Regions from separate parts of the Homo sapiens genome. Here all the other regions are linked to region 1. Evidence: chromatin loops called from intact Hi-C (ENCODE). Cell type or tissue: B cell. All regions are shown on one strand. Each heading gives the region's core, and the rest is flanking DNA. Links, peaks and the distances in the headings are about the cores only. Region 1 overlaps LOC124901083 (a long non-coding RNA gene). Region 2 holds the start of LOC124901082 (a long non-coding RNA gene). Region 3 holds the start of SPATA24 (spermatogenesis associated 24).

Region 1 (10,062 bases), core at 701-8,700:
TGTGTTATTATTACTGTTGGTTTGGTTGTTGGCTTCTTGGACAGACTATAAACCACAGGAGGACAGGCTTCAACCTTATTTATTCTCTGCTATGGCCCCAAGGCCTGGCACACAGCAAATGCTCTGTATAGAGTCATGAATGAGTGAACAAACAAATAAGTGAACAAACAAATAAATGAACAAACTCAGGATACCGGAACAATCCCTTAAACTGCCTGCAGGGCCAGGTTTGGCAGAAGAGCCTTCCTCTTTATGAACACAGATGGCAGAAGTAGGACAAGTCAAAGTGAATGTCAAATTTTTGTTTTAAATCAGGAAGAACCTTCTAATAACATAGATTGCATTGTGAAGTAGTGAGCTGTGGTCACCAAAGGGGTTTACAAGAAGGCTAGTGGGCTCTCTATGAGGAACAGTCTGCAGAAAGAATTCCAGACTGGACAGAGGTTGTGAATTCCCAAGGTCCCACGCCAGCTGGGCTGTTGAGGAAGCCATGAATGTATCTTTATGGCGAGGGAGGATTGAGGAGATAGATTTTTTTTCCACTTGAGGAATTTGGTTTTTTCGTTTGTTTTTGCTTTTTTCAGTTTTTTTGAGACAGAGTCTCACTCTGTCGCCCAGACTGGAGTGCAGTGGCCCGATCTCAGCTCACTGCAACCTCCACCTACCAGGTTCAAGCAATTATTGTGCCTCAGGCTCCCGAGTAGCTGGGACTACAGGCACGTGCCACCGTGCCAGGCTAATTTTTCTATTTTTAATAGAGACGGGGTTTCAGCATGTTGGCCAGGCTGGTCTCAAACTCCTGGACTCAAGTGATCTGCCTGCCTTGGCCTCCCAGAGTGCTGGGATTACAGGTGTGAGCCACCGTGCCCAACTGGAATTTAGGCTGGCTGAGCAGAGCTGGCCAGGTTCACTCATCCATACTTCCCCATCCCAGCCCATCACTTCTCAGGCCTGCAAGAGGCCATGTGACTGGCACTGGTGACACCTGGTGGCCAGTTGGACAAGGAGAGAGACAGCTGTCTATCTGGTTCATGGCTGTATCCCAGGCCTGGCAAAGAGAAGGCTCTCCCCTTTGAGGGATGAATGAATGAATACAGACTAGAAAGAGGAAAAGGAGGAATAGATACTCTCTCTTTAGCCTGGAGACCCACCAGGGCAATGAACCAAGACTGCATGAGAAGGCCAGAAATTCATCTGCTCAGGGTTGTGCAGACAGAAGGGCCTCTGCTCTCTCTTACCTCCCTTGTCTGTGCCTGTCCTGTGTTCTAGGGCACCTGTGAGGCAGGGGAGGGGCTATTTTGGGAAAAGGCTGATGTTAATTAAAGCTGCTTCTGCATCTGAGCTTAATCATGCTCTGAAGCTATGAATAGAGAGACCCGTGGGCTGGGTTGGAAGTGCCTGAGCAACACTCCTTTCAGAGAGAGGACACTGAGGCCAAGAGAGGGCAGGAGCCTGCCTAAGGTTCCAGAGCCAGGACTCCCAGCTCCAATTCATTAAGCCGTAGCACTGGTCACCTAAGATAGAAACACAGAAGAAAACAGTTGGTGTGGAGCCTGGAGGAGCAAGCACAAGCACCCTAGCCTGGCAGGCAGGGAGCGTTAACATCACCACTGACTCCGCCCGGCATGCACCTTTCCTTCCAGCCAAAAAGCCGAGGATCTGTGGGCTGCACCAAGTGTGCATCCCTCCCAACTCACCCAGGCTCCCTCCTCTCAATCACTCTGCTTTACACCCATCCCTTCAAGTGTATGGGCTGGCTTAACCTCTCTGGGCCTCAGTTTCCTAATCTGCAGAGGGATTGTTTGAAGTGTGAAAGAGACTATGTGTCAAGTGTATAGAACAGTATTTGACACATGGTCAGCATCCAGTAAGAACTACAGCTGCAGTCAGGCGCTGTGGTTCAAACCTGTAATCTCAGCACTTTGGGAGGATGAGGCAGATGAATCACCTGAGGTCAGGAGTTCAAAACCAGCCTGGCCAAAGTGGTGAAACCCCATCTCTACCAAAATACGGAAAGATCAGCTGGGCATGATGGCACATGCCTGTAATCCCAGCTACTCAGGAAGCTGAGGCAGGAGAATAGCTTGAACCCAGGAGGCAGAGGTTGCAGTGAGCTGAGATCACGCCACTGTACTCCAGCCTGGGCAACAGTGTGAGACTCCATCTCAAAAAAAAAAAAAAAAATGCCAGGCGCGGTGGCTCACACCTGTAATCCCAGCACTTTGGGAGGCCGAGGCAGGCGGATCACTTGAGGTCGGGAGTTCAACACCAGCCTGGCCAACATGGTGAAACCCTGTCTCTACTAAAAATACAAAAAATTGCTCAGGTGTGGTGGCACACGCCTGTAATCCCAGCTACTCGAAAGGCTGAGTCAGGAGAATTCCTTGAACCCAGGAGGCAGAGGTTGCAGTGAGCCGAGATTGCGCCACTGCAGTCCGCAGTCTGGCCTGGGCGACAGAGCGAGACTCCGTCTCAAAAAAAAAAAAAAAAAAAAAAAGACTGTCTCAAAAAAAAGAAAAAGAAAGAAAGAAAGAACCGGCCAGGCGCGGTGGCTCACGCCTGTAATCCCATCCCAGCACTATAGGAGGCTGAGGCGGGTGGATCACCTGAGGTCGGGAGTTCGAGACAAGTCTGACCAACATGGAGAAACCCCGTCTCTACTAAAAATACAAAATTAGCCGGGCATGGTGGCACATGCCTGTAATCCCAGCTACTCGGGAGGCTGAGGCAGGAGAATCGCTTGAACCTGGGCAACAGGAGCGAAACTCTGTCTCAAAAAAATTAAAAAAAAAGAACCACAGCTGCGATGATCATGTTTATTCTAATTAAGGCTCAATTTAAATCCTTCCCACAACTCCCAATTAAATGGGGAGAAACGTACTTGAGGTCAGGGTCAGAGTTCCTTGACTCTGTATCCAGAGAAGGACCAGAACACAGGGTATAGCGTGGTCTGTGTTGGCTCTAGGCAGCATCAGCTGGCTGGTTTCCTACAGGCTGGGCAGGGACTGGCCCTGCTGTCTGAACCTGGCTTTCTTGAGGCTGTAATGGCTTATTTATCTAGACTGGGCTTGGGATTTCTCTGATGGGTCAAAAATCAGAGAGACAAGGTACTGCTGGAGTACAAAGATGCCATCTGAAGCTGGGCGCAGTGGCTCATACCTGTAATCCCAGCACTTTGGGAGGCTGAGGCAGGTGGATCACCTGAGGTCAGGAGTTCGAGACCAGCCTGGCCAACATGACGAAACCTTGCCTCTACTAAAAATAAAAAAAATTACCCGGGCATGGTGGCGCACACCTGTAATCCCAGTTGCTTGGGTGGCTGAGGCAGGAGAATCACTTGAACCTGGGAGGCAGAGGTTGCAGTGAGCTGAGATCGCACCATTGCACTCCAGCCTGGGCAACAAGAGTGAAACTCCATCTCAAAAAAACAAACAAACAAAAAAAAAGATGCCACTGCTAGCTGCCCTGGATAGTACAGGTAGGACTCAACGCCCCAGTAGAGCGGTAGAGATGGGTCAAGAGGTCCACAGAGACCACAGAGAAGAAAGTTGATATATGCACACAGGTTCTCCTTGGCATCCTTGGGAGGAGATACATCCTTAAACTAGACCCCTGTGGGTGACAGCTGGAGGGGGACTGGAAGGGCCCGATACTCCCCAATCACTTCTTCTCCTCCACCCCAGGGATGGCTTATTCTAGTTCCTCTTCTCTCTCACCAGATGCCAGGTGCTAGAATTGTCTCAAGCTTGGAATATGTCCAGATATTCATTAATTCAATACTTAACACATATTTATTGATCCCCTTCTCTGTGCCAGGCACATTGCTCTGTGAACAAGACAGACACAACCCTTGCCATAAGGAGTTTACATTCTGACTGGGGGACAAAGAAGCAGACAGGCAAAACTCCACTTAAGCACTGTTTTAGGAGTAAGCCTGGGGCTTCAGGAGAGCAGGAGAGGGATGACCTGTAATCTCAATGTGAAGGAAGCAGAGGAGGTGTAGTGTCTGAGTAGGGGGAAACTACACCTCCTGTGCTGTGTACAGGCTAGGAGGGAAGATAACCCTGTTTTTGGCTTTTTGGGGTTTTTTGTTTTTTTTTGTTTTGTTTTGTTTTTGAGACAGAGTCTCACTCACTCGTCGCCCAGGCTGGAGTGCAGTGGCGCAATCTCGGCTCACTGCAACCTCCACCTCCCGGATTCAAGTGATTCTCCTGCCTCAGCCTCCAAAGTAGCTGGGATTACAGGCGTCTGCCACCATGCCGAACTAATTTTTTGTATTTTTAGTAGAGACGGGGTTTCACCATGTTGGCCAGGCTGGTCTCGAACGCCTGACCTCAAGAGATCCGCCCACCTCCGCCTCCCAAAGTGCTGGGATTACAGTAACCCTGTAATTTTTCCGGAGCTGCAAGAAGCGGGTCTCAACTAAGGAAACCTGGTGAAAATGCGTGCCACTCCCAGGGATTCTGATTTGATGGGTCTGGCACAGGGACCCAGAATCTGTGTATTAAACAAGCTCCACCAGTGATGTTGATGCAGATGACTGTGGATCCACCCAGAGGGAGGCTTTGTGAAAGATGGGCTGGAGGGTGCAGGGTCCAGGCCTCAAAGGCTGGTGGGTCAGACCGAGAAGTTTGATCTTTATATGAAAGGAAGGCTGCTGAAGATCATCAATCCTAGGAACAACATTATCTTTACAAATACCCTTCCTCAGAATCGCTTGAACCCGGGAGGCAGATGTTGCAGTGAGCCGAGACAGTGCTACTGCACTCCAGCCTGGGCGACAGAGCGAGACTCCGTCTCAAAAAAATAAATAAATAAATAAATAAAATAAATAAATAAATTTCCTTCCTCCAGCTGCAGGGCAAAAAATGGGTTGAAGAGCCGGACTGGTGGTAACTGGTGTGGCCATCCAGCCTGGAGTCGATGTTGGCATGAATGAAGACACAGGCAGTTGGGACAGAGAGAAGCGAGTGGGATGTGGAGGTGACCCGATGAAATACTGGCCCGGAGATATGAGGCATGAGGCGGGGAGCACGAGGGTGTCGAAGGGCCAAAATGTGGTAAGAGAAGCCGGAGGAGTGTGAGGACAGGTGGAAGGGATCCAATGTGGGATCTAAGGGGTCTGAGACCACCGTGGCCGCGGGAGGCAGGAGAAGGTACCGCAGAGCTCCCGGTGATGTGTCAGGAGGCCCTACACTCGCGCGTGCACTGGCTCGCAGTTTGGACAGAGACCCTACAGGCCAGGCCGCAGCTGCGCCCAGACCACCCCCAGCGGGTGAAGACTGCCGCGGCGGCGCAGTTCCCGGCATGCCTCCGGCCGGTGACTTCATCCGGCCCGGGGCCAAGGCCCGGCCTCCGCTAGAGGGCGCTGCTCTCAGCAGCCGCGCCGCCCGGATGGACTCGCGCCAGAGTAGGACAAGAGAGGCAGGCGGCGGCTGCTCCGTGCGGCTCCCACGCCTCTCGGGCGGCAGGTCCTGCCTCGGACCTGGGACCACTGGCTGGCGCCTGTGGCTCACATCTCCACGCCTTTGCCCGCTCCTCCCAGGAGCCCGAGTCAGAAACCTGTGCTTCACCCTCGAGAGCGCTGCCATCCTCCCCCTCAACCAGACGGGCATGGCGTCTGGTTGTCCGTCCTGTCTTCTCATCGTCTCAGAGCCCTTCCCTGACCCCTACCCTCTCTCAGACCAACAGGATGATGACAGGAAGAGGATCCAGGACCAACTCCTAGCGGTGACCTTGAGAAAACAATCTCATACCCCAGTTTCCCTTACAATGCAATGGAAATAATACTAACAACCCTGGAAGAGTGTTGGAAGGACTAAACGAAATCATCTTTTTCAGTACTAAGCAGAGGCTCAGTGAGCATCAGCGTTTTTTTGTTTGTTTGTTTGTTTTCTTGAAACTGGTTGGAGCCCAGGCTGGAGTGCAGTGGCATGATCTTGGCCCACTTGAGCCTCAATTGCCTGGGCTCAAGCCATTCTTCCTCCTCAGCCTCTGGAGTAGCTGGGACCACAGTTGCATGCCACCACGACTGGCTACTTTTGTTCATTTTTTTTGTAGAGTTGGGGTCTCTCTAAATGGTCTTGAACTACTGGACTCAAGCGATCCTCCCACCTCGGCTTCCCAAAGCACTGGGATTACAGGCATGAGCCACTGTCCCCGGCCAACATCAGCTATTTTAACACTTCTCTCTGTTGCTGGAATGTACTCACTGGCCCCAAACTCTTCAGTGGCTTCTGACTGCCCTCAGGATCAGTCCACACGTTTAGCTTGGCATGCACAACCCTTTCAGTCTCGTTTCTTGTCATCTCCCACGTCCTTTGTGTGCTTTATCACAGGCTTTGGCCTGAACACTCCTTTGCCACCTTTTCTACCTGCCTAAACACTCCTCACATTTTGAGACCCAACATAAAAGCATTCCTATCACACATACCACCTGCACCACCTCCCCCATAATGATCCCAAAGTTTTAAGATGCCCAGAACATCTTTGCTGCTGCTGCTTCTTTTTTTTTTTTTTTTTTTTGAGATGGAGTCTCGCTCTGTCGTCCAGGCTTGAGTGCAAAGGCGTGATCTCAGCTCACTGCAACCTCCACCTCCTGGGTTCAAGCAATTCTCCTGCCTCAGCCTCCCGAGTAGCTGGGACTACAGGTGTCCACCACTATGCCCAGCTAATTTTTGTATTTTTAGTGGAGATGGGGTTTCATCATGTTGGCCAGGGTGGTCTCGATCTCCTGACGTCGTGATCTGCCCACCTCGGCCTCCCAAAGTGCTGGGATTACAGGTGTGAGCCACTGCACCCGGCTGCTTCTTTTACCAGTAACAAAATGGAAACACTAAGGGACACTATGTCATTATTATAGATATTCTTGAGCACTCTATGCTGACTTTTAAGGACAATAATAGTCCTTCTTCTGGGTAGGGTGTGTTGGTGGTAGATGGCTGGGGAGGTGAGTGAGCTGGGATATTGGATGGGAAGAGGATGAGGAAAGAGAAAAGGAAGGGAGCTCCCAGAAAGGTGTGGTGGCTCATACCTGTAATCCCAGCACTTTGAGCTGAGGTAGGAGGATCACTTGAGCCCAAGAGTTTGAGGCCAGTCTGGGCAACATAACAGTCTGGGCTGTCTCTACAAAAATAGTAGTGGTGTGCGCCTATAATTTCAGCTACTTGGGAGGCTGAGGTGGGAGAATCGCTTGAGCCCAGGAGGTCGAGGCTGCACTGAGATATGATCACACCACTGCACTCCAGCCTGGGTGACAGAGTGAGACTCACTGTTTATTTTTAAGTAAAAATAAAAAGAGTCCGGGTGCAGTGGCTCACGCCGGTAATCCCAGCACTTTGGGAGGCTGAGGTGGGTGAATCACGAGGTCAGGAGAACGAGACCATCCTGGCTGACAAGGTGAAATCCCGTCTCTACTAAAAATGCAAAAAAATTAGCTGGGCGTGGTGGCGGGCACCTGTAGTCCCAGCTACTCAGGAGGCTGAGACAGGAGAATGGCATGAACCCGGGAGGCGGAGCTTGCAGTGAGCTGAGATTGTGCCACCACACTCCAGCCTGGGCGACAGAGCGAGACTCCGTCTCAAAAAAAATAGAAATAAAAATAAAAAATAAAAAAAATAAAAAAGAGAACTTCCCCCACCTCTCTAAGGTGTCCAAGCCCCGAGGAGGCCACCTCCCAGGAACCAGGTCAGGCATCCAGATAGAACTGACTTATAAGTTCTTGACCAGATGTGGTGGCTCACACCTTTAATCCCAGCACTTTGGGAGGCCGAGGAGGGCGGATCACTTGAGGTCAGGAGTTCAGCACCAGCCTGGCCAACATGGCAAAACCCCATCTCTACTAAAAATACAAAAATTAGCCAGGCGTGGTGGCTCACACCTGTAATCCCAGCTACTCAGGAGGATGAGGCACAAGAATTGCTTGAACCTGGGAGGCAGAGGTTGTAGTGATCATCTGAGGTCGGAAGTTCAAGACCAGCCTGACCAACAAGGAGAAACCCCATCTCTACTAAAAATACAAAATTAGCCTTGGGAGGCCAAGGTGGGCAGGTCACAAGGTCAGGAGATCGACACCATCCTGGCTAACACGGTGAAACCCTGTCTCTACTAAAAATACAGAAAATTAGCCAGGCGTGGTGGCAGGCACCTGTAGTCCCAGCTACTCCGGAGGCTGAGGCAGGAGAATGGCGTGAACCCAGGAAGCAGAGCTTGCAGTGAACCAAGATTGCGTCACTGCACTCCAGCCTGGGCGACAGAGCCAGACTCTGTCTCAAAAAAAAAAAAAAAAAATTAGCCGGGCGAGGTGCCTTTAATTCTAGCTACCCTGGAGGCTGAGGCAGGAGAATCGCTTGAACCCGGGAGGCAGAGGTTGCAGTGAGCCGAGATCGCGCCATTGTGTTCTAGCCTGGGCAACAAGAGCAAAACTCCATTCCCCCGCCAGCCCAAAGGAAAAAAAAAAAAAAAAAAGAACTGGTTTATAGGTTCTTGGGGGCAGGCACTGCACACACTCATTTGGGCAGTATTTTCAGCTGTGGGAATGGGTGCCTCTTAATCACCTGCCCACTGGCATCAGGTGCCCTGAAAATCAAAGGCAGGTATACGTGAGGAGGCCAGTCAGATAGGGGCAATGCAGGCTAATGGAGGGTTTGAGCTGGCAGCCTCTGTGAGGACTAAATGTAGATCCCAGCAGAACCCTATCAGTAACCTAATATGCACATGCCTATGCCCAAAGACCTTCAGTCTCCCAGTCAGGTCATCCAAAGCCTCCGCTCAACTAGGCCAACCTCAGAGAGGGGAGGGACACAGGATAGAAAACCCCTTCCCAACCATCTCAATCCTAGTGTTTAGCAACATGTGTGCCAGACCTTGGGCTAACCGATGACAGATATACGGGGCAGATACAGTACCGCAGTAATGCCATCCTTTCTCTCTCTCTCTCTTTTTTTTTTAATTATTATTTTTTTAGATGGAGTCTCTCTCTGTCACCCAGGCTAGAGTGCAGTGGCGTGATCTCGGCTCACCGCAAGCTCCACCTTCCGGGTTCAAGCAGTTCTCCTGACTCAGCCTCCCGAGTAGCTGGAATTACAGGCACTCGCCACCACACCGGGCTAATTTTTGTGTTTTTAGTAGAGACGGGGTTGGTCACGAACTCCTGACCTCAGGTGATCCACCTGCCTCAGCCTCCCAAAGTGCTGGGATTACAGGCGTGAGCCACCGCACCCAACCCGTCATCCTTTCTCTCTTAGGACTCACAGTCTAATGGGGGGAGACAAGTAAACCATGGGGAAAAGGCATGAGACGTGCTGTAACGGGGTTAAGTGAACTAGGAGTAGGCAATGTAGTGCAGTGGTTGGAAGCCTAGACTGGCATCAGATGATGCTACAAGAGTGCTTAGTGCCATGCATGTCCTGTAGGGAGTGATCAATAAATATTTACCTGATGCTATTTACCCAAGATGCTATTGAAGAAGCAAAGCTTATTTTACAAGCCTTCTGCAATTTCCCCAACAAATGTGAACTATCCCTATTAAATGTCTGTAGTTATCTTCCATAGACCCCTTGAACCTAGATGGGCACCCTGCCCTCTCACAGATAGCCTGGGTCCATCACCTGAACGGAAGACAATGGAGAGGGGAGCACAGGGGAAATGGCTGGGATGACAATAGGAGAAAGAAAGACTGGGGGAGGAGCTGGCACCTCCAAAGGAGGTAGCTCAGGCCCCTAGGGTGCCAGGGAATACCAAGGGGGCCCATCTGGTGGAAAGGGGTCCCTGGAGGACTTGTCTTGGAGGTACATTTGCATAAGAATAAGAAAGCATCTGGCTGGGCACGGTGGCTCACACCTGTAATCCCAGCACTTTGGGAGGCCGAGGCGGGCGGATCATTTGAGGTCAGGAGTTCGAGACCAGCCTGGCCAACATAGTGAAACCCTGTCTCTACTAAAAATACAAAAGTTAGGCTGGGCACAGTGGCTCACGCCTGTAATCCCAGCACTTTGGAAGGCCAAGGCGAGTGGATCACCTGAGGTCAGGAGCTTGAGACTAGCCTTGTCAACATGGCAAAAC
Region 2 (10,062 bases), core at 2,063-10,062, 96 kb before region 1:
TGCTTTTCTTTGAAATGATTTCCTCAGGTTTTCCATTTGCTCAGCTTTTCTAAATGCTTCATTCCCTGAAATCTTGTTCCAGGAAACATTAAGGGCTAGTGACTCTTTATATTTTCTACATTGAAGGCCACTTCAACAAGCTGATGAAAGATAACTGCTTTTCTCAAAATATCACATTGCTTTTCATAAAGTTCACTGAAACCAGCTCAGAGACCCCTGCTCCAGAGCAATGACCTTGTACAAGGTCAGTGTTTCAAGGAATCATGTCCCACATCCCCACTACCAAGCTTAAAGCAACTTCTCTCCAAACTGCCAGTGAATCCTTTCATCCTTCAATGAACAAAGGGTCAACTTGAAGAATATGCTACTTTTGACAAATTCTGTTAATATTCAATAAATTCTAAGTAATTAAAAAAAATTTTGGGGAGTGGCAGGTTCCAGAGAATACCTTTTCTTCTTAGCAGAAAGTTCCCCTTCCTCTGAATGCCACTGTAACAGATGGACAGAGCATTGAGCCTTAAAGATAAACTGACTCAGGCAAATTGCCAAGAGAAGCAAGACCCAGAACCTCTCCTAAGGTTCTCTGCAAAAGAGCCCAGATTGGTCTCAACAGCTGAAAGACCGCAACAGATCCCAACTGCCCTCATGATCCAGCCCCATGAGATGGTGCTACATCCAGTCTACAGTGCAAAGCCAGGTAAAGCCAGGACTCCACCAGAAATTAGGCACTTTCTATGTGCCAGACACTGTGCTAAGAGTTACACCCATACCATCTTCCATAACCCACACAACCTCTCTAGGAGGAAGTGGATTCTATCCCCATTTCAAAGCCTAAGCTTCTACCCACTAGGTTATCCTGCTCAAGGGTGTGGAAAGAAGTGCTCCTCTACCAGTCTGGGCCAGGAGCTCAGCTCAGCTCAGCTAGGCCAAGAGGCAGTTCCTGCCTGCTACCTTCGTCCAGCCCAGCCTAGTGGTGTGGCCACTTGCCCTGGCATCAGGCTTACTATCTAGATGCAGCTGCGAAGAAGTAAACAGGACAATTAGTGTTTATAGTAAGGGATTACTCATAAAGGTTTGCCCAGATTGGCCGGGTGTGGTGGCTCACGCCTGTAATCCCAGCACTTCGGAGGCCGAGGTGGGCGGATTACCTGAGGTCAGGAGTTCGAGACCAGCCTGACCAACATCCTTGAAACCCCGTCTCTACTAAAAACTACAAAAATTAGCCAGGCACGGTGGCATGCACCTATAGTCCCAACTACTCAGGAGGCTGAGGCAGGAGAATCGCTTGAACCTGGGAGGTGGAGGTTGCAGTGCGCCGAGATTGCATGACTGCACTCCAGCCTGAGCGAGAGAGCGAGACTCTGTCAAAAAAAAAAAAAAAAAAAATTTTCACCCAGATTAAACATTCTAAGGAAGAGCAGAGAAAAATAAATGAACCAAACAAAGATTTAAAAAGTCAATGGCTAACCTTGCTAAAAACAGTTTGCATTTGGTATTTTGCCAAGAGTGAACTTTGTTCTCAAGTGGGTTTATTTTTACAACCTCCAAGTGCTAAATTTAACCTTGTTGGCTGCACTTGCTGCTGGATTCGGAGGGCAGATGCTGCTTGTTCTCAAATGGCACTTGGGTTGTGTGGAGGCTCTGCATAGCCGCTGTACTTAAATGCCAGAAATAGATTTTTAAGGGGTTTGTGCTGATAACTGCCATTTGGAACTTGTGGGTACACGCATCATGCTTACTCACTGGATTTTTTTTTTTTTTTTTTTTTTTTAGATGGAGTCTCGCTCTGTCACCCAGGCTGAAGTGCAGTGGCACGATCTCAGCAGACTGCAACCTCCGCCTCCCGGGTTCAAGAGATTCTCCTGCCTCAGCCTCCCAAGTAGCTGGAATTACAGGTGCGCACCACCACACCCAGCTAATTTTTGTATTTTTAGTAGAGAAGGGGTTTCGCCATGTTGGCCAGGTTGGTCTCGAACTCCGGACCTCAGGTGATCCATCCTCCTTGGCCTCCCAAAGTGCTGGGATTACAGGCATGAGCCACCACACCTGGCCACTCACTGGATTTTTATTTATACCTGGAGAGTGCCGAAGCTCTGAACTAGGCCTCATGGGGATGGGGACAAAAGCTGAGAAACTACCTCTGGTGCAATCCTTACCATGAGCTCTTTGTATAATTCCAGCATCTTACTGCCACAGAGGAAGATGTGGGGCAGGCGGGTGTTTGAAGAATGTGAAATGCAGATTTTCATCCAGTTCTTGCAGAAAGCAACAAAGTCAAAGCCCTCCCAGGACCCAGACAATGGGGATTTTCAGGACATACACTGGCTTTCACCTGATTTGGATCCATGTATATACTGCCTTTTTATTGAGACAGGATCTCGCTCTGTGGCCCAGGCTGGAGTGCAGTGGAGTGATCACAGCTCACTGCAGCCTTGATCTCCCAGGCTCGACCTCCTGAGTAGCTGAAACCACAGGCATGTGCTGCCACACCTGGCTTATTTTTATACTTTTTCTAGAGATGGGGTTCCCAGGCTGGTCTCAAACTCCTGGACTCAAGTGATCCTCCTGCCTCGGCCTCCCAAAGTGCTAGGACTATAGGCATGAGCTACCATGCCTGGCCTATATACTGCCTTTTAATATGAGGCCTTTATCCTGCTCTAAAATTCTTTCCTGATTTTTGATTCTTGTAAAATCTAGTTTAGCAATGGGGTAGAGTATTTCCTGAATCCTCAGTGTTTTTCAATAAATTGGAATTTCCTCTTCCTGTTTAATTTCCTCTTATATCCCAGAGTCATTGCTCACCAACTTCCTAATGCACCTTGAGAGAACATTAGGACTTTGCCGTACAGAAATAGGGGGCAGAGACCAGGTCCCTAAGGGTGAGCTAGGACACTAACCCTGCTGTTGTTATTCACAATCCTCAGCATTTTCATTGTTTTCTACTCCTGAGAATCCTCTCTTCAAAAGACATTTGTTGAGCACTTGTTCTGAAGCAAGGACTGTGCCAGAACCCTGGGACACAAAATTAGTAAGACCAAGTTCTTATTCCCAGACAGTCCATAGTCTTGCAGGGGAGACTGACATATATCCCTGGAACTCTAACACTGTGTGATTGGTACTATGTTAGCAGGCTGAACAAAGTGCTTTAAGAACACAGAGGAAGGAGAGCTTAACTTGAGGGCGGGGTTGGGAGTGTGTGATGGTCAATGAGGGCTTAGCAGCACTGTGACTGAAGAGCTAATTTTATCAGACTCCATTAGGTATTTAATGATACTCAGTAATAAGGCTTTAGAAATGAGTCAGAATTTGCTTTTTAAACATGAGCCAAAACTTCAGTTAAAAGGGTACCTCCTGAAAAATAAAAAAGAAAATAAAAATAATCAAAACCAAGTTTTAGAAGACACAGTCACTAACGCGGTATGTGTGTGTAGAATTCAAGTGGGACCAAAGGTGAAGCTGTTGGCTGAGACGGGGCTACCCCTGCTGCAGACACTCCTAGTAACACTTGCTGGAGCTGTAAGCCAGTGGCAGATGCTATCATCCCCACTGTCTCCAGAGAGGGAAATAGGGGGGAAGGCCTGCCACACCCAAAGGGGCAGACCCAAGGGGTCGCTTTTGTTCTGTGTGGCCACAACCAGCTGGAGGTGAGGGTAGGGGACACCTCATTCCATACCAGAAACCTCTAAACCTTTGTTCTGTTTCAAAAAGTTAGGCTGGCTCGATCAGATTTCCCTCTAGGGAGTGTGGAATTGGGAAACTGTGGACCAAATCAGCGAGCACCAAGAACTTACAGACGTGTGTGCTGCAGAAAGGGGCACTGACTGGTGAGACTGGGGAATTTGAGAGAGTGATAAGCAGGGTGGCAACCACTGTAAACCATGGCAAACAAGGTTATGCAAAAGGGAAGCTGGAAGAAAGAAAGGAAGGCAGCTGGTGGGGAGAGGAGAGGGGGCAGATTGGCAGAGAGAGGTAGAGACTCAAAGAGAGACAGACATACAGACAGGTGACTAGTGCCGCCTAAATTCCTAAGATTTCCAAGTCCTGGCCACATGTATCCTGTCAATAAATTTCCCCTACTTTTTTATAGTATCCTGAATGGCCTTTGTCCTCTGACTCTGTTCACATAAACATGCGTAGCCTCAAACAAGAAGAGAGGAGGGATCAGGAGGCTGGGGGTGCCTCCTGCTGGGAACCACAGCCACCAGCTAATGCCCCTTTTACAGTATCTTACTTTGTTGTTTCTCCTTCCAACAACTAGTCTGGATATAATCAATGTAATCCTTCTCTATTGTTTTCTCCAAGTCATGCAGAGAAGCTCCTCTGTAGGCCTTGTCAAAGTTTTTATCCACAAAGTAAGGCACCTGCAGGTTCTGAGTTTCTCTAGAAATGGTGTAGCCCAAGGTCCTGAAACAAGGAGAGAGAGGCTCATGTGAGCTCATAATATTTGGCAATATTACTCTTAGCACTGCCCTCACAGATATCATCATCATCATCTGCTCATAGAGCAGAGGCAGATATCATTTTCTAATATACCCAACACTTCTTATTTCCCTAGCAAAGTTGTAAGTATAACATCATCATAATTGTATTATGTAAGCAAGTTCATACTATGAATTCAGCTTCAGCATAGTTTATTCTCTTAAAGGACTCACCTCTCTTATACTGCTCTCTGTGCTAAAAGTAGAATGCTGAATGCTTAAAACAAACAATTTTTACGTTGTGTAGGATCTAGTATGGTACCTGACAGAGTAGGCTATTATAAATGCTGGTTGAATGAACTGATTATGTTATATAGCAAATTATTTACAAAAAAAACAGATAGCTCACACCAACCTAGAAGCAATATTTTGGACATGATAAAAAGTACTTCGCACATAGCTGCTAACTGAGAACTGCAAGAAACTCAGACAAAAGATTTCAATGATGCTTTAGAGCTAACTCTCTGTGGGTCCAAGACATCCAAAGGTATCTGGTGCTTAGCAACATTAATAAGAGTACTGAGCTGACTAATTCTAACCATAAGGAAACATAGAAGGGACCTCAAACTCAAGTTAAAACAATGTGACAGAAATGGTTTTCTTCAAACTGGACAAATTCTACATTAAAGGGGCTATATTTTATTTGGCCTTTTTCCGGCCCTCTCCTTTGATCCTCTCTAATTAGAGTAAGAGCTGAAGCCATGACTGCTCTCCCCTCACTCTAAGGTTTTGGGGGAGCTTACAGAGCAGGTCCGTGCTTACCCCGCTGGCCTCACAAGAAAGAAAGCTAAAGTGCCATATGGAAAAACATGAGAAGCTGGGAAACAGAGGGAATCAGGCCAGTGTGGCCTGATGGCAAAAACCTCTCTATGAAGGCTAGGTGCAGTGGCTCATGACGGTAATCCCAGCACTTTGGGAGGCCAAGAAAGGTGGAGGTCAGGCGTTCGAGACCAGCCCAGCCAACATGGTGAAACCCAGTCTCTACTAAAAAATACAAAAATTAGCCAGGTGTGGTGGCACATGCTTATAATCCCAGCTACTCAGGAGGCTGAGGCATGAGAATCGCTTGAACCTGGGAGAAGGGGATTACAGTGAGCCAAGATTGCACCACTGCACTTCAGCCTGGGAGCCTGGGTGACAGAGCAAGACTGCTTCGAAAACAAAAACAATAAAAAGAAACCTCTCTTTCAGCCTCAGCTTCGCTCTCTGTAAAAGGAAAATACTAGCCGGGCGCGATGGCTCATGCCTGTAATCCCAGCACTTTGGGAGGCCAAGGTGGGCAGATCACCTGAGGTTAGGAGTTTGAGACCAGCCTGGCCAACATAGTGAAACCCTGTCTCTACTAAAATATAAAAATTATCCGGGTGTGGTGGTGCGTGCCGCCTGTAATTCCAGCTACTCAGGAGGCTGAGGCACATGAATTCCTTGAACCAGGGATGTGGAGGTTGAAGTGAGCCCAGATTGCACCACTGCACTCCAGCCCAGGCGACAGAGTGAGACTCTGTCTCAAAAAACAAAAACAAACAAAAAAGGAAATACTGACCTGGATTGACCTGGAATGATGGTCTTGTCTACAGTGATCACTGACAAAGACTCTTCCTGTTATATATTGTCTAATAAATTCTACTTTTAAAAGGTTTTTTTCCCACTAAATTATAATAATGAATAATAATTTATTATTCATTATTAACAAAAAAGATAATCTAGTGATTCTCAAACTTCAGTGTGGACCAGAATAATCTAGAGGGTTTTTTAAAACTCAGACTTCTGGTCCTACCCCCAGAGCCTCTAATTCAATGGATATGGAGGGGCCCTAGAATCTGCCTTTCTAACATGTTGCCTGTTGATGCTGACGATGGCTGGTCTGGGGACCAAACTTTGGGAACTGAATCAACTGAAAGAATTAATTGAAGAAATTTTTAAAAATCCTATCAGAGTTTATAATCTATACGCAAAAAGCATTACAAGGAATTTCTCTATTTTCAACAAAAACAAAAAAATTGAAAATAATCACTTGATCCCCATTATTAATACTATGCTCCGAGACCCACAGGGTCCAGCAATCCTATCAACAGCTTAACAGAGTCTTTCTAACTCTACCATGGTGTGATAATGAGTTCATCTAAACCTTAAATTCTACTGATCCTTCAAAAACCAGTTACTGCTGTTCTGCAGCTGACCAGATGATGTCACTATAGAACAAGACAATCTATTTCCCGAGGCACACAGGAGACTGCCTCAGTATTTTTGAGTCTCAGCACCATGACTACCCAGCTGTTCCTTTAAACATCAAATCGGTGTTTTCTACAGCAAAAGGTGAAATGAAATGTTAGTAATGTATCAGCAAAACCTTCAAGTCTTTCACCCCCAGACTGTTACTGAGAAAGATTTAGAAATACCAGACTTACGATTTATAGAACAGACTATATGGGGGATTAGTAGCCAGCAGCTGAGTAATGACAGATATAATCACAATCACAAGAACTGGAAGTAGCTGAATAAATGCAGAATATGTAGTCTGAAAAAGAAAAAAAAATAAAAACTTGCTGTAAGTGTTCTTTTTTTTTTTTCTGTCGCCCAGGCTGGAGTGCAGTGGTGCGATCTCGGCTCACTGCAAGCTCCGCCTCTCGGGTTCACGCCATTCTCCTGCCTCAGCCTCCCGAGTAGCTGGGACTACAGGCACCCGCCACCACGCCCGGCTTAGTTTTTGTATTTTTAGTAGAGACAGGGTTTCACCGCAGCCAGGATGGTCTCGATCTCCTGACCTCGTGATCTGCCCACCTCGGCCTCCCAGAGTGCTGGGATTACAGGTGTGAGCCACTGCGCCTGGCCTGTAAGTGTTCTTTATCAATATAAAGCTTATTGAAAATAAGATAGTTGCTCCAAAGAAAATAACAAATTATCAATGCACTGCATAGGAGGATCCACAAAGCCCCAGGCTTTTCTGGGAAGGCTGTACTTTCAGCTGAGAAGTACAGGTTGGGCAGTCCTAATCAGAAAATTCAAAATCACAAATGCTCCAAAATCTAGAACTTTTTGAGTACCAGGATGACACTTAAAGGAAATGCTCATTGGAGCATTTTGGATTTCCTTTTTTTTTTTTTTTCTGAGACATGGTCTTGCTCTGTCACCCAGGCTAGAGTACAGTGACACAAACATGGCTCACTGCAGCCTTGACCTCCTGGGTTCTGATGATTCTCTCGCCTCAGCCTCCTGAGAAGCTGGGACCACAGGTGCACACCACCGTGTCCAGCTAATTTTTAAATTTTTGTAGAGACAAGGTCTTGCCATGTTGCCCAGGCTAATCTCAAACTCCTAGGCTCAAGCAATTCTCCTGCCTCAGTTCCCCCAAAGTGTTAGGATTACAGGTGTGAGCCATAGCACCCAGCCTCAGATTTTCAGATTAGGAATTGTCAAATATATAATGGTATAATGCAAATTTCCAAAATCCAAAAAAAAAAAAAAATCTGAAATCTGAAATACTACTGGTCCAATTTACTTCAGATAAGGGATACTCAATCTATACCAAATAACCTTTACTCTCTCTGCTGAGCAGGCTGAAGGAGGTCCAACAACAACCTGGATTGACACCCAGTAATCCCCCTGCAGCCCCATTAATAAGACCAATGAAGCAAACATCTCTAGGTAAACCTGCCCAGACTGTGCCTCTTACAGTAGTGGGGCTCTAGGAGCCAGGTTAGCATCATGCTTGGCCACAGCTGATTGGACTCAGGGGACATCCAACTCTGGCAGAGGTAATCACGTTTTCTCTCCTAGGAATTTGGGGTTGAAACTCATCACCCTTCACTTCTGGGTCATCACTTTAAGGAAGAACACACACTCTCAGGCACTGTAGACTGGCTATTTGCAAGGGGAAGTAGAACAAGCAAAGCTGCTTGGTGAAAACAAAACAGAGGCAAAGAGTGGCAGGAAAACTGGAGACAATCTGGGCCCAAAGAGTCCTGCAGAGCACAGCTGCTTGGGAGCCTGACAGTATCCCAGTTCCTTGTTCCTGTCTGTCATGAGGCCCAGCTGTGCTTCTTGTCCTTGAGCTTCATGAGACTCTTTTGATCCCTTACCTTAAACCCCCTTTAGTTCTAAATATTTTGAAGAGGATTCCTATTTTCTGCAGCCAAGAAAATTATGAAGCCGGAGCGGTGGCTCATGCCTGTAATCCTAGCACTTTGGGAAGCCAAGGCAGGAGGATCACTTGAGCCCAGGAGTTTGTGACCAGCCTGGGAAACATGGTGAGAAATAATCTCTACAAAAAATGAGCTGGGCATGGTGGCACGCACCTATAGTCCCAGCTACATGAGAGGCTGAGGTGGGAGGATTGGTTGAGCCCTGGAGTTTGAGGCTGTAGTGAGCTGTGTTTCTACTATTGTACTCCGGCCTGAGTGACAGTGAGACCCTCTCTCAAAAAAAAAAAAAAAAAAAAAAAAAAAAAAAAAGCCTTGATGAAGTCAGCCCCACAGATTGCTGAGATTCTGGGAGAGCCACCCAAGAATGGGCAGAGGGAGGGGATACCATTCTGCCTATTTAGGCCAATTTTCCAGCTCTTCTAACCATTGCTTTTGCTTTCCTAAAGCACATCTTTCCTAAAGCAACATATCTCAGGTTCAACTTCTAAAACTTGACCATGTACCATCAAGGTTGGCCAAGTACAACTGTTTATGGGCAGCAGTGCTCCTCCCTCCCTAGGTACCTGAGGTTTCTCTTCTTCCTCCTCCTTCTGAGTCTGTGTCCTCTCATGTCGGTGCCGTCGACGGTAATAGTAAGTGTCATCTGTCACATTTGAAAACATATGAATATTTCCTGGAAAAGAAATACATGGTATGGGATATGGCAAACACTCCTTCCCTGCCTTTTTCTTTTTTTTTTGGAGATGGAGTTTTGCTCTGTTACCCAGACTGGAGTGCAATGGGGTGATCTCGGCTCACTGCAACCTCTGCTTCCTGGGTTCAAGCGATTCTCCTGCCTCAGCATCCTCAGTAGCTGGGATTACAGGCACCCGCCACCATGCCTGGCTAACTTTTGTATTTTTAGTAGAGATGGGGTTTCACCATGTTGGCCAGGCTGGTCTCGAACTCTTGAACTCAAGTGATCCACCTACCTTGGCCTCCCAAAGTGTTGGGATTACAGGCGTAAGCTACCGCGCCTGACCCTTCCTTGCCTTTTTCAAGGTCCTTGTTCCCAGCTAGGTTTGTTAAGGATAGAGTATTGGCCTATTTTACCCAGTAGAAAAATAAGACAATAGGCAAGCCAAGTGAACCAGCTGGAGCTAAAGCGTGCTGAGCTCTCCTGACTTCATTTAAATAGTCCTTTGCAACTAGTGAGAGAGAACCCCGAAAGGCTAGAAGAGAGAGAGCATTAGGGCCGTGAATCCTATCTGGCATGTTCACGTCTGCTTCCGTGCCCAATACCATATTGTGTCACTGGTATCTTTTAATAGCAACTCATAAAATTCAATTTACTTCCTGGGCATTGAATTATACCAACTTCCAACTTGCTGGGGGGTACTTTCCTATCTTCTATCTTTGTAAGTGCTATTTTACACAACAATAATAGGCATTTTGTTACTTAT
Region 3 (10,062 bases), core at 1,423-9,422, 110 kb before region 1:
GGGTGACAGAGCGAGATTCCGCTTCAAAAAAAAAAAAGGCCAGGCGTGGTGGCTCACGCCTGTAATCCCAGCACTTTGGGAGGCCAAGGTGGGTGGATCACAAAGTCAGGAGATGGAGACCATCCTGGCTAACACGGTGAAACCTTGTCTCTACTAAAAATACAAAAAATTAGCCAGGTGTGGTGGCGGGCACCTATAGTCCCAGCTACCTGGGAGGCTGAGGCAGGAAGATGACGTGAACCTGAGAGGCGGAGCTTGCAGTGAGCCGAGATCTCGACACCGCACTCCAGCCTGGGCGGCAGAGCAAGACTCCATCTCAAAAAAAAAAAAAAAAAGGTTGGACAAGAATTAACTAGAACACAAACTCTGAAAATACAGAAATGTCTAAGCATTTAAGATTTCAAAAGAGAAGACCTGGTAAAAAGTGAAGGCACAGCATGGAAAAGAGGAGACAGGTGAAGGGAGAGAATGAAGACATGAGTTCACCGGGTCATGGGACGAGGACTGTTGAACCTCCTTCCCAGGCGTCCAGCTAAGTGGAATTAATTACTTGTGAAGTTCGTTTGGGAAAAAGAATTAGAAATTTGTGTGACTCTTTGAAAATAAAAGCCTGTGGCACCCGATGGTGAGAGAATGGTTAGAAAATCCCTTTGAGAGTAAAGAACTATGTAAGTGTAAAAACCAAACTGAAACCACACAAGGGGAGTTTGTAGGGGTGGGAGGCACTGGCCAGGGTGAGGTTCACATCACCAGACTGGCTCAGGAGGGCTTGTGTCCCACAGGAGGGGTTTAGAATATTCTGGGGGAGGCAGCCAGGACCTGTCCCCATGACACACACACCTTCCAACAAGCAGATCCAAAGCCCCGTGAGCTTGACTGATCTCTGTTGGAAGGAAATGACCTAGGGGAAGGAGGTCTCTGGCCCTACCAGGAAAGAACCCCAGGTTCTTTTTTGGGAAGTAAGGGGATGCCCAGGGAGAGGGCAAGACTGAGGGGACCAATGGTCTCGAGCATGGGGGCAGTGACTGCCTGTTGCGCCCTGCCATGGCAGGAGCCAGTGACCAAACTACTATGAGACCTGTCAGCCTGCCTGGCCAGATCAAGATGTCAGCCTGCTGCCATCTTCCCAGTGAGAGCACTCACTAGGGGAGAGAGAAGGCTGAACAGGTGAAAGGCAGGGTACTCAAGGCTCCACATGGGAGCCCCATCAGTAAGGACCTTGAACCTCTTGCGCTTGGGCTCTGGCCTACTGGAGATCTGCTGCAGTGAACAAAGCAGATGTTGTGCCTGGAATTCATACCTACTTTTTTTTTTTTTTTTTTTTTGAGACAGAGTTTCACTTTTGTTGCCCAGGCTGGAGCGCAATGGCATGATCCTGGCTCACTGCAACCTCTGCCTCCTGGGTTCAAGCAGTTCTCCTGTCTCAGCCTCCTGAGTAGCTGGTATTACAGGTGCCCGCCACTATGCCCGGGTAATTTTTGGTATTTTTAGTAGAGATGGGGTTTCACCATGTTGGCCAGGCTGGTCTCGAACTCCTGACCTCATGTGATCCGCTTGCCTTGGCCTCCCAAAGTGTTGGGATTACAGGCATGAGCCACCGCGCCCAGCCCATACTTAAACTGGGTAAGGGGAGTTTAGCATTCCGGGAAATGAAAGGGGCTCCTGAGGTGTACGGGCATGTGTAGCTGACTCAGAAGGTGCCCCACAACTTATGGCACCAACTGAGCCAAAAAAGTGGCCCCCAGGCATCTGCACAGAGCAGAGTTGAAAACTGGCAGCCCACAGATATTTTACTTGGCCTACACGATAGTTTTAAAATTTCAAAATCAACTGCCAACACTAAAAAGTCAGAAAAGCTTCCATTAAAACTTGGTTTTGGCTGGGTGCGGTGGCTCACGCCTATAATCCCAGCACTTTGGGAGGCTGAGGTGGGGGATCACCTGAGGTCAGGAGTTCGAGACCAGCCTGACCAACATGGTGAAACCTCATCTCTACTAAAAATACAAAAATTAGCCGGGCATGGTGGTGCACACCTGTAATCCTAGCTACTCGGGAGGCTGCGGCAGAAGAATCACTTGAACCCAGGAGATGGAGGTTGCAGTGAGCCGTGTGCCACCGCACTCCAACCTAGGCAACAGAGCAAGACTCCATCTCAAAAAAAATAAAACAACTTGGTTTCACTGGGCATGGTGGCTCACACCTGTAGTCCCAGCTACTTGAGAGGCTGAGGTGGGTGAATCACTTGAGCCCAGGCATTTGAGACCAGCCTGGGCAGCATAGTGACACCCAGTCTTAGAAAAATAAAAATAACTCTTAGTTTCCATTTTAAAGATCTGGCAATCCTAGCCCCCTGTCACCACATGCATCCTTCCCTATTGAGTCCTGACCCTGAGACTAAGGATCAGGTCCCAAATAGGACAGTGCTTGCCCTGTGTTCCTCTTGTATCAGTTAGGAGTAACCCATCAAAAGTGGGAAAACAAAAGGTGGACTAAGAAGGTTGTATGTTTCAGGAAAAATGGGAGCAAGCCCATTCCTTTATGGCGGTGAAGAATATAGTACACCGACTGCTTCCCTCATTTCCGTGGCCTGCCTGGTCCCTTAAGGCCTTTTCGAAGGTGTGGCCCACCCGGGCCTGCCTGTATCCTCAGCTGGGGACAGGTGTTAGAGTGAAACCCTGCCTTTGACACAGGCACTGGGTGGTTAGGAAAGAGCCCGTTTATATAACCGTGGTGGAGAGCACGGGCCTCCCGCCTACCATTGCACTTGGTGATGAGCTGGTCCTTCTTGCTGGACTCCTGAAGGACTTTGCTCTTGACACTGGAGAGCCTGGGTGGGGAAGATAAGATGGGAGGGTGGGCAGGCTAGCAAGCAGATGCATCCCCCAAACCCCACACCCCGTACTGAGGCCCACTCACGCTTTTTCAAAGGCCAGCTTCTCTTTCTCCAGCTGCTTGGATAGCACCTCTACCTCTCCGAGGGCAAACTGTAACTTCTCCTCTTCCTTGGCCAGGAGGACCTTGGTTTTGGCATGGGCAGCTTTCTCTTCCTGCAGGGGCAGCAGCAGTCACCTCATTACCCTAGGCCGCCTTGGGTCTCCTAGACTCCCTTAACCAGCCCCCCTTCTCAGAGGGACACACAGAAGCCAGAGCACAGGGAGATTCTGGCCACCTTGCTACAGGGGCTGGAGGTTCTCAGAGGCCGACCTTTCTTTTTTCTTTTTTCTTTTTTTTTTTAGACAGAGTCTCACTCTGTTGCACAGGCTGGAGTGCAGTGGCATGATCTCAGCTCAGTGCAACCTCCACCTCCTGGGTTCAAGCCAATTCTCCTGTCTCAGCCTCCCAAGTAGCTGGGATTACAGGCGCCTGCCACCACGCATGCTTGGCTAATATATATATATGTATATATATATTTTTTTGTATTTTTAGTAGAGACAGGGTTTCACCATGTTGGCCAGGCTGGTCTCGAACTCCTGACCTCAAGTGATTTGCCCGCCTTGGCCTCCCAAAGAGCTGGGACTACAGTTGTGAGCCACTGCACCCATCAGAGGCTAATACTTAATGAGCCTGCCTAACCACAGGGATCCTGGGAAACGGGGGAAGATTAGGAGACCGCAGAGGCCATTACTTACCACCAGCTTCTTCTCCACTGCCTGGAACTCTTCTTTACTGACAAAATTTTCGTCCTGGAGAACCATCTGCAACAGAGCCTGGCTGAGGGAGGGCCTGGGGCTGGAGTAGAAGGGGCGCCCTCTAGGGACCAGGACCAAAAGCGGATAACAGGATGATGCTCGTGGTACCTAGGATGAGACTGAGGCCTTGGGAAGGGAGAATTCAGTTCCACAGATAAACTGAGACTCAGCTCTAAGTGCTGCCCTCAAGGAGCAGCCAGTCTCATGGAGGAGGCAGTCCACAGTTAGCACTTCTAACATGTTGTGTGCCTTGATGGGGAGACATAAGGGGATCTGGGGCTCAGAGGAGGCCCCAACCCAGCCTGGGGAAGGGTCAGAATCACTTCCGGAGAAGGGGATGTTAGACCTGAGATCTGACTGCTATATAGGGTGGGCCAGAAGAGGGATAGAGAGAAAAGCACTCTGGATGGTGGGGACACACATGCCAAGGTCAGCTGCCAAGAGGAAGACCTGGGTACCTTCAGGGAATCAAAGGCAATTCAGTGCCTAGAGCTCCATATATTTTGTTGAATGAGAGCATTAGGGTAGCAAATAGGACAGGTCTCTCTCCCCTTTCCCCCACATTCAACTTCCCAGAAGGGAAGAAATTGTCTAAGAACAACTTAGAATGAGAAGTAGATGTGAAGCCAGTTTTATTTCTGAGATGGAGATACATCCTAACCTTCTTATCAAGACAGGAAAACAAAACCAGAAAAACCATGAACTCCAGATGGCCAGGATTCTATCATGCCTACCCAGGTAATCTGTGACTGCAATGCTTTGCACCCATTAGCTGGGGTTTGATTGAGAAGGCAAAAGCTAAGGCATGTAAAGTTCTTGGAGGCCCCTAAGTTAGCGCTGGCAAGGGCCAAATCTGCGCTTACTGCATTCAACACGGCACTGCCTTTGACTCTCGGGAATGGTGTCCATAATAGAAGGGATGACAGTTTCTCTGCCTGCACAGGAGGGCCATGGGAACTCAGTGACGTCATCTCCACTGAAAATGGGGAAACTGAGGCTCAGGGACTCTCTACCAGCTCTTGCAGCAACCAGGCAAACGGAAGGGAGAATATGGCTTGATTTTAGTTAAAATTCCCTGGTTCAGGAAGGTCCGCCCCTTTTTGGCTCCACCCCTACCGACTGAGCCCGGCCTCCTCCTGATGACGCCATGGGCCATGCGTTCTAGCCACGGCCCCCGCATCGGAACAGGTTCTGGCCCCGCCCCCACCAGTGAGGCATCCGGCCCCGCCTCTCCCCAAACTCCTCTGGCTGCATACCACGTTCCTCAGCTGGTGGATTAGTTCCTCCTGAGACTCAATCACGTCCCGCAGTTGATCTAAAGCGAGACACACAGATCCTGACCCCGCCTTCGACCACCCGAGGGGCGTCGCCATCTTCCGCCCCCGCCAGCTAGTTGGAAATGGCTGCCTCGGGGGTGATCCTCGCCGTCGCCCACCAATGAGAATGCGACGCCACAGAGCACCCTGGCAACGGGGGGCGGGGACTTCCTATGTTAGCGGGGCGAGGGGCCGCCTCTTAAAGGAGCCGCCTGGAGCGGGGAAACTGCTGACAACCCTTAAGGCATTTAAGTTTACAGGAAATTGCGCTTTTATTGCGTCTTCTGTTTCTCACGCAGTCCTGAGAAGCCGGCAGGGCCCGGCTTGTACTTTCCTTGCCTGCGAGCAGGCAACACTCAAAACAGCAGCCCTCAGCCTTCACCCAGGGCCTGTTAAACTGCATGACCACGAAGCAAGAGCCAGCATAGGCAACTCCTGCATCTTTAGCTTCTCATGCCTCTTTCTCCAAATCTTTATCCTAATCTCCAAATTTCCTCCATTGTATGAGATTCCAGCCTCCTGGAACACACTTAGTACTTAGGGGTCCTAAGCCTAAGCACGGAAGATAGACGAAGATAAAAAATGAGAATGGCTACACCTGAGATCAAAGTCTTCATACTCTGATACCAGGCTCTGGGCACTAGAGTCTGCACTAGAGTCATGTGCCACCACCCGAGGAGGAGGACCCTGAAGAGATTAGGAGGACTGAAGAGGGCTTGAAGGAGGAGAGTTTAGTAAAATGAAGTCAGGGAAGGATACGGTGATTACGCACACTCACCAAGTCTCTATTGAAGGCTTTTTTTTTTTTCTTGGAAACCCAAATAAGATTAGGTTTGGAGAACATCAGAGCGAATATATATTGTGTTCACTATTTCGTGGCACCGTTATGTTTATATTATTTCATGTGACCCTCATGGAACTCCTATCAGCCCCTTTTTACCTAGGCTCTATGAGAATGAGAATGAATAACTTGCCCAAGGTCACTCTAGTAAGTTGTGGAACGGAGTTCTGCTATGGGCAGTTTGGTTCCAGGGTCCGTGTTTTTGTTTGTTTGTTTTTTGAGATGTAGTCTCGCTCTGTCGCCCAGGCTGGAGTGCAGGGACGTGATCTCGGCTCACTGCAAACTTCACCTTCCGGGTTTAAGGGATTCTTCTGCCTCAGCCTCCCAAGTAGCTGGGATTACAGGCGCCCGCCACCACGCCTGGCTAATTTTCTTATTTTTAGTAGATACGGGGTTTCACCATGTTGGCCAGGCTGGTCTCGAACTCCTGACCTCAGGTGATCCGCCTGCCTCGGCCTCCCAAAGTGCTGGGATTACAGGCATGAGCCACCGCGCTGGGCCTGGAGTTCATGTTCTTAACCAGGATGTTGTGCTGCATTTGTGTTGCACGTCATGGGTGGAAGTTATGGAATTTGATACCCCCAAGTAGGAAATGACTATACTAACAAGGAGTTTGGAAAAAAAGTTACCAGTGACTATGAAAGGAGGCAGAAAGCTCAGGGTAAGTCATTCAAGCCGCTCCCCAAAACCCCCCGGGGGGCCTGACAAACTTGGCCATCCCTGTGGTTCTCTCAGCGGGAGCCCTTGTTTTGTTTCTTGCGTTTATTTTCATGGACTTGGAGACAAGGCCATCTCTGCTGACCTCTCTCTCTTTTTTTTTTTTTTTTTTTTTGAGACGGAGTCTTGCTCTGATGCCCAGGGTGGAGTGCAGTGGTGCGATCTTGGCTCACTGCAAGCTCTGCCCCAACCGGGGTTCACACCATTCTCCTGCTTCAGCTTCCCGAACAGCTGGGACTACAGGCGCCCGCCACCATGCCCGGCTAATTTTTTGTATTTTTAGTAGAGATAGGGTTTCACCATGTTCTCTTTTTTTTTTCTTTTTTTCTTTTCTTTTTTTTTTGAGATGGAGTCTTGCTCTGTCGCCCAGGCTGGAGTGCAGTGGAGCAATCTTGGCTCACTGCAACCTCTGCCTCCCAGGTTTGAGCGATTCTCCCAACTCAGCCTCCCCAGTAGCTGGGATTACAGGCAGCTGCTATCATACCCAGGTGATTTTTTTGTATTTTTGTAGAGACGGGGCTTCACCATGTTGGCTAGGCTGGTCTCGAACTCCTGACCTCAGGTGATCGGCCAACCTTAGCCTCCCACAGTGCTGGGATTATAGGCGTGAGCCACTGTGCCCGGCCGACCTCTGTTAAAGGGCCTAGAACAATACAGTTCAATAGAACTTCTAGTGATGAAAATGTTCTACAGCTGCACTATTCAATAGCCACTAGCCACATGTGGCTCTTCAGCAGTTGAAACGTAGCTCATGTGACTGAGAAATTGCTTTAAATTTTTTATTATTTTCTGAAGATCACCTTAATCATGGCTCTTTAAAATTTTTAAATTTTTAGTTTAAATGGCCATGTGTGGCTACTGGCTACTGTACTGGAAAGTGTGTGCCTAGAGGGCACTGTGTAGGTTGTGTGCCTCAGCACAGACCCTCTCAGAACTTGGTGTACCAAATGTGAATGTTCACCTGAATCACCCTTCACAAAGCTGCACATTCTTCTGGGGCAGTGATTCCTGAGCCTTCCCCAAGAACTGCACTTCCTCCCTAGGATCTTTCATGAGGCACTGCTTGATGTCCCTTGATATCCAACATCCACCTTCACCAGCTGGAACAGGCTGCTCTCTGCGTACTTGGGGCAAAACCCTGGAGAGCAGTAGGCTCCAGCAGCCACCTGGGGGTGGAAGCTTATGAACAAGAGAGAACCCTGGATCCAGGTCTGCACCTGCTTCCTGGCATGGACATGAGGGGTGGTCACCCTGGTTGGGCACTGCCACAGACTCCTCTATATGTTGAAAGGCACTTTGGGCTCCTGGTCAACCAGGACTCAGTGAGACTCAGGATGACATGACATCACAAACAGCTCTGTGATCCTGCCAGGGAAGGGTTGCCTTTCTGCACAGGCTTGTCATTTTGGCTGATGTTCTGGTTATCTATTGGTGCATAATAAACCACCCCCCAATTTTTTTAAGTCATTGAAAAAAATCATTTTGTTCATGAATCTGGAATTTGGCAAGGCTCAATGGTGAAAGCTTATCTCTGCTCCATGCAGTGTGAACTGGGATGGTTCAACGGGGAGTTAGAAGTTCCAGTTCCAACATGGCTCACTCACGTGACTGGCAAGTTGGTGCTGTCAGCTGGGAGCTCTGCTAGGGCTGAGGACCAAAGGTCTTGGTTCCTCTCCATAGGCTGCCTGGACTTTCTGATAGCATGAAGACTGGGTTAAAGATAATCATTCAAAGTGACAGAAAATGGAAGATGCCAGTTTCTTAAGGCCTGGGCCTGATACCTGGCATAGTGTCATTTTTGCTGTATTCTATTGGTCAAGGAGTCAGAGTCTAGATTCCAGAGGAGGACACACAGATTCCTCCCCCTACCCCACCACCTTTCAATGGGAGTAGTGTCAAAGAATTTGGGCTGCACTTCTAGAGCAAATCCTTATGACAGATGGGGCACCACTCCCTTCAAGGTTCATTTCAGGTAAAACCAGTCAGGAACTTAGTCTAGTGGGAAAAGTCAGACAATAATCAAACAACCAGATAAATCTAAAGAGAAACTTAGCCAGGTGGGGCTAAGATTCTGTGCAAGGGAAAGCTTCTGTGAGGAAGTGATGTTTGAGCTGAAGCCTATTAAGGTAACTAGGAAGCACTTAGCAAAGAGGGTAGGGGCAGATGAGTAGGTAGGGATACCAGAAAGAGGAAGCAGTGTATACTTTGTGTATACAAAGTCCCTGGGGCAAAAGGGGCTGGTAGAGTGTAGTAATTAAAGGGTAGCATGGCATAAAAGAAAAAGATTATAGGGCAAGAGGGGGCTTGGGTAGTGGGTAGAGACCAAGAACTTGGCAGAGCCTTGCTAAGCAAGGTAGGCCATGCTAAGGATTTTGGTGATTTTTATTTTAGGGACAAAAGAAAGCTACTGAAATATTTTAAGCAAGAGGATGACGTGATCCAATTTATGCTTGGAAAAGATCTCTTTGGTTGCAGTGAGGTATACAGATTGGAGTGGGGCTGTGTAAGTGCACAGAGACCACTTTAACCGAGAAGGCTACTGCAGTGAAAGTGGATGGTAGTTTGAGAGTCAGATAGTGTCAGAGATGAGAGTAGGTTTAGGATATTCTGGAGGTAAAATTGATGGAACTTAACAGAGAGAGGGAATAAGGGAATATGGGGACAAGGAAAAGGTGTTTTGGCTGTCTATTGCTAAAAACCACCATAAAATGTAATGGCTTCAAACAGCAACTTTTTTTTTTTTTTTTTAAAGACAGAGTCTTACACTGTCGCCCAGGCTGGAGCGCAGTGGCGCGATCCCAGCTCACTGCAACCTCCGCCTCCTGGCCTCAAGCAATCCTCCCACCTTAACCTTCCTAGTAGCTGGAACTGTAGGTGTGCAGCTAATTTTTATATTTTTCGGTAGAGACAGGGTTTCATCACGTTGCCCAGGCTGGTCTTGAACTCCTGGGCTCAAGCCATCTGCCTGGCTCAGCATCCTAAAGTGTTGGGATTACAGGCATGAGCCACTGCACCTGCAAAAAAATGGCTGCAATCATTTTATTATTTGCTCACAATTCTGCAGACTGAGCAGGACTTGGTGGGGCAGCACATTTCTGCTCTGCCCATCATCTGGGGTAACACAAATGGCTCAACTTGAATTATGTGTTTGGGTCCTCAGTTCTTGCTGTCAGCTTGGTTGCTGGGTTCTCTTCTGCATGGCTTCTCCTTTGGTTAGTGTAGTGGTCTCAGGTAGTTGAATTTACATGGTAGCTGGCTTCCCTCCAAGTACAAAAATGGAAGCTGCCAGTTTTGCCACATTCTGTTGGTTAAAGGTCAAAGGCCAGCCCCGATTAGAAAAGGGACTACACAAAGGCATAAATATTAGGGGATGCCAAATTAAGTCTACCACACAAAGTTTCCTGGGTTTTTGACTTTTTAATTTTTTTTTTTTTGAGACGGAGTCTTACTCTGTCGCCCAGACTAGAGTGCAATGGTGCAATGTCGGCTCACTGCAACC

The links. A loop is a pair of places that touch in the nucleus more often than their neighbours do. Peaks named below come from ENCODE experiments on the same cell type or tissue, not always from the same donor. Only the 100,000 strongest peaks of a DNase experiment are listed, where the experiment ranks them.
Region 2: it touches region 1 in a loop (12-fold over the local background); 106 of 110 quality-filtered maps call a loop at or near these places.
Region 3: it touches region 1 in a loop (5-fold over the local background); 7 of 110 quality-filtered maps call a loop at or near these places.

Annotation. Positions count from the first base shown.
Region 1 is chr5:139,512,744-139,522,805 of GRCh38, forward strand. It overlaps LOC124901083 (a long non-coding RNA gene), which reads left to right. Exons shown (of 2, transcript XR_007058961.1): 2 at 1-191. Among named protein-coding and RNA genes, the nearest start is that of STING1, 35 kb to the left of the region's middle. In B cell, for the core only: CTCF peaks have their summits at 1,046, 5,345 (motif pointing right) and 5,544; DNase peaks (open chromatin) are centred at 978 and 5,368; H3K4me3 peaks cover 1,156 bases; H3K27ac peaks cover 1,040 bases.
Region 2 is chr5:139,415,822-139,425,883 of GRCh38, forward strand. It overlaps DNAJC18 (DnaJ heat shock protein family (Hsp40) member C18), which reads right to left. Exons shown (of 8, transcript NM_152686.4): 5 at 9,184-9,293; 6 at 6,887-6,996; 7 at 4,232-4,404. LOC124901082 (a long non-coding RNA gene) reads left to right here and starts at 1,774. Exons shown (of 2, transcript XR_007058960.1): 1 at 1,774-1,895; 2 at 2,181-2,771. RefSeq lists an enhancer at 4,010-4,515 and a silencer at 6,541-6,690. In B cell, for the core only: a CTCF peak has its summit at 6,668; a DNase peak (open chromatin) is centred at 6,680.
Region 3 is chr5:139,398,999-139,409,060 of GRCh38, forward strand. It overlaps SPATA24 (spermatogenesis associated 24), which reads right to left and starts at 5,091. Exons shown (of 6, transcript NM_194296.2): 1 at 4,946-5,091; 2 at 3,630-3,695; 3 at 2,917-3,047; 4 at 2,757-2,827. The coding sequence starts at 5,062. RefSeq lists enhancers at 394-613, 1,024-1,073, 4,455-5,028, 4,854-5,083, 5,029-5,601. In B cell, for the core only: no CTCF peak of the experiment used is centred there; DNase peaks (open chromatin) are centred at 3,933, 4,123, 5,013 and 8,713; H3K4me3 peaks cover 1,548 bases; H3K27ac peaks cover 3,392 bases.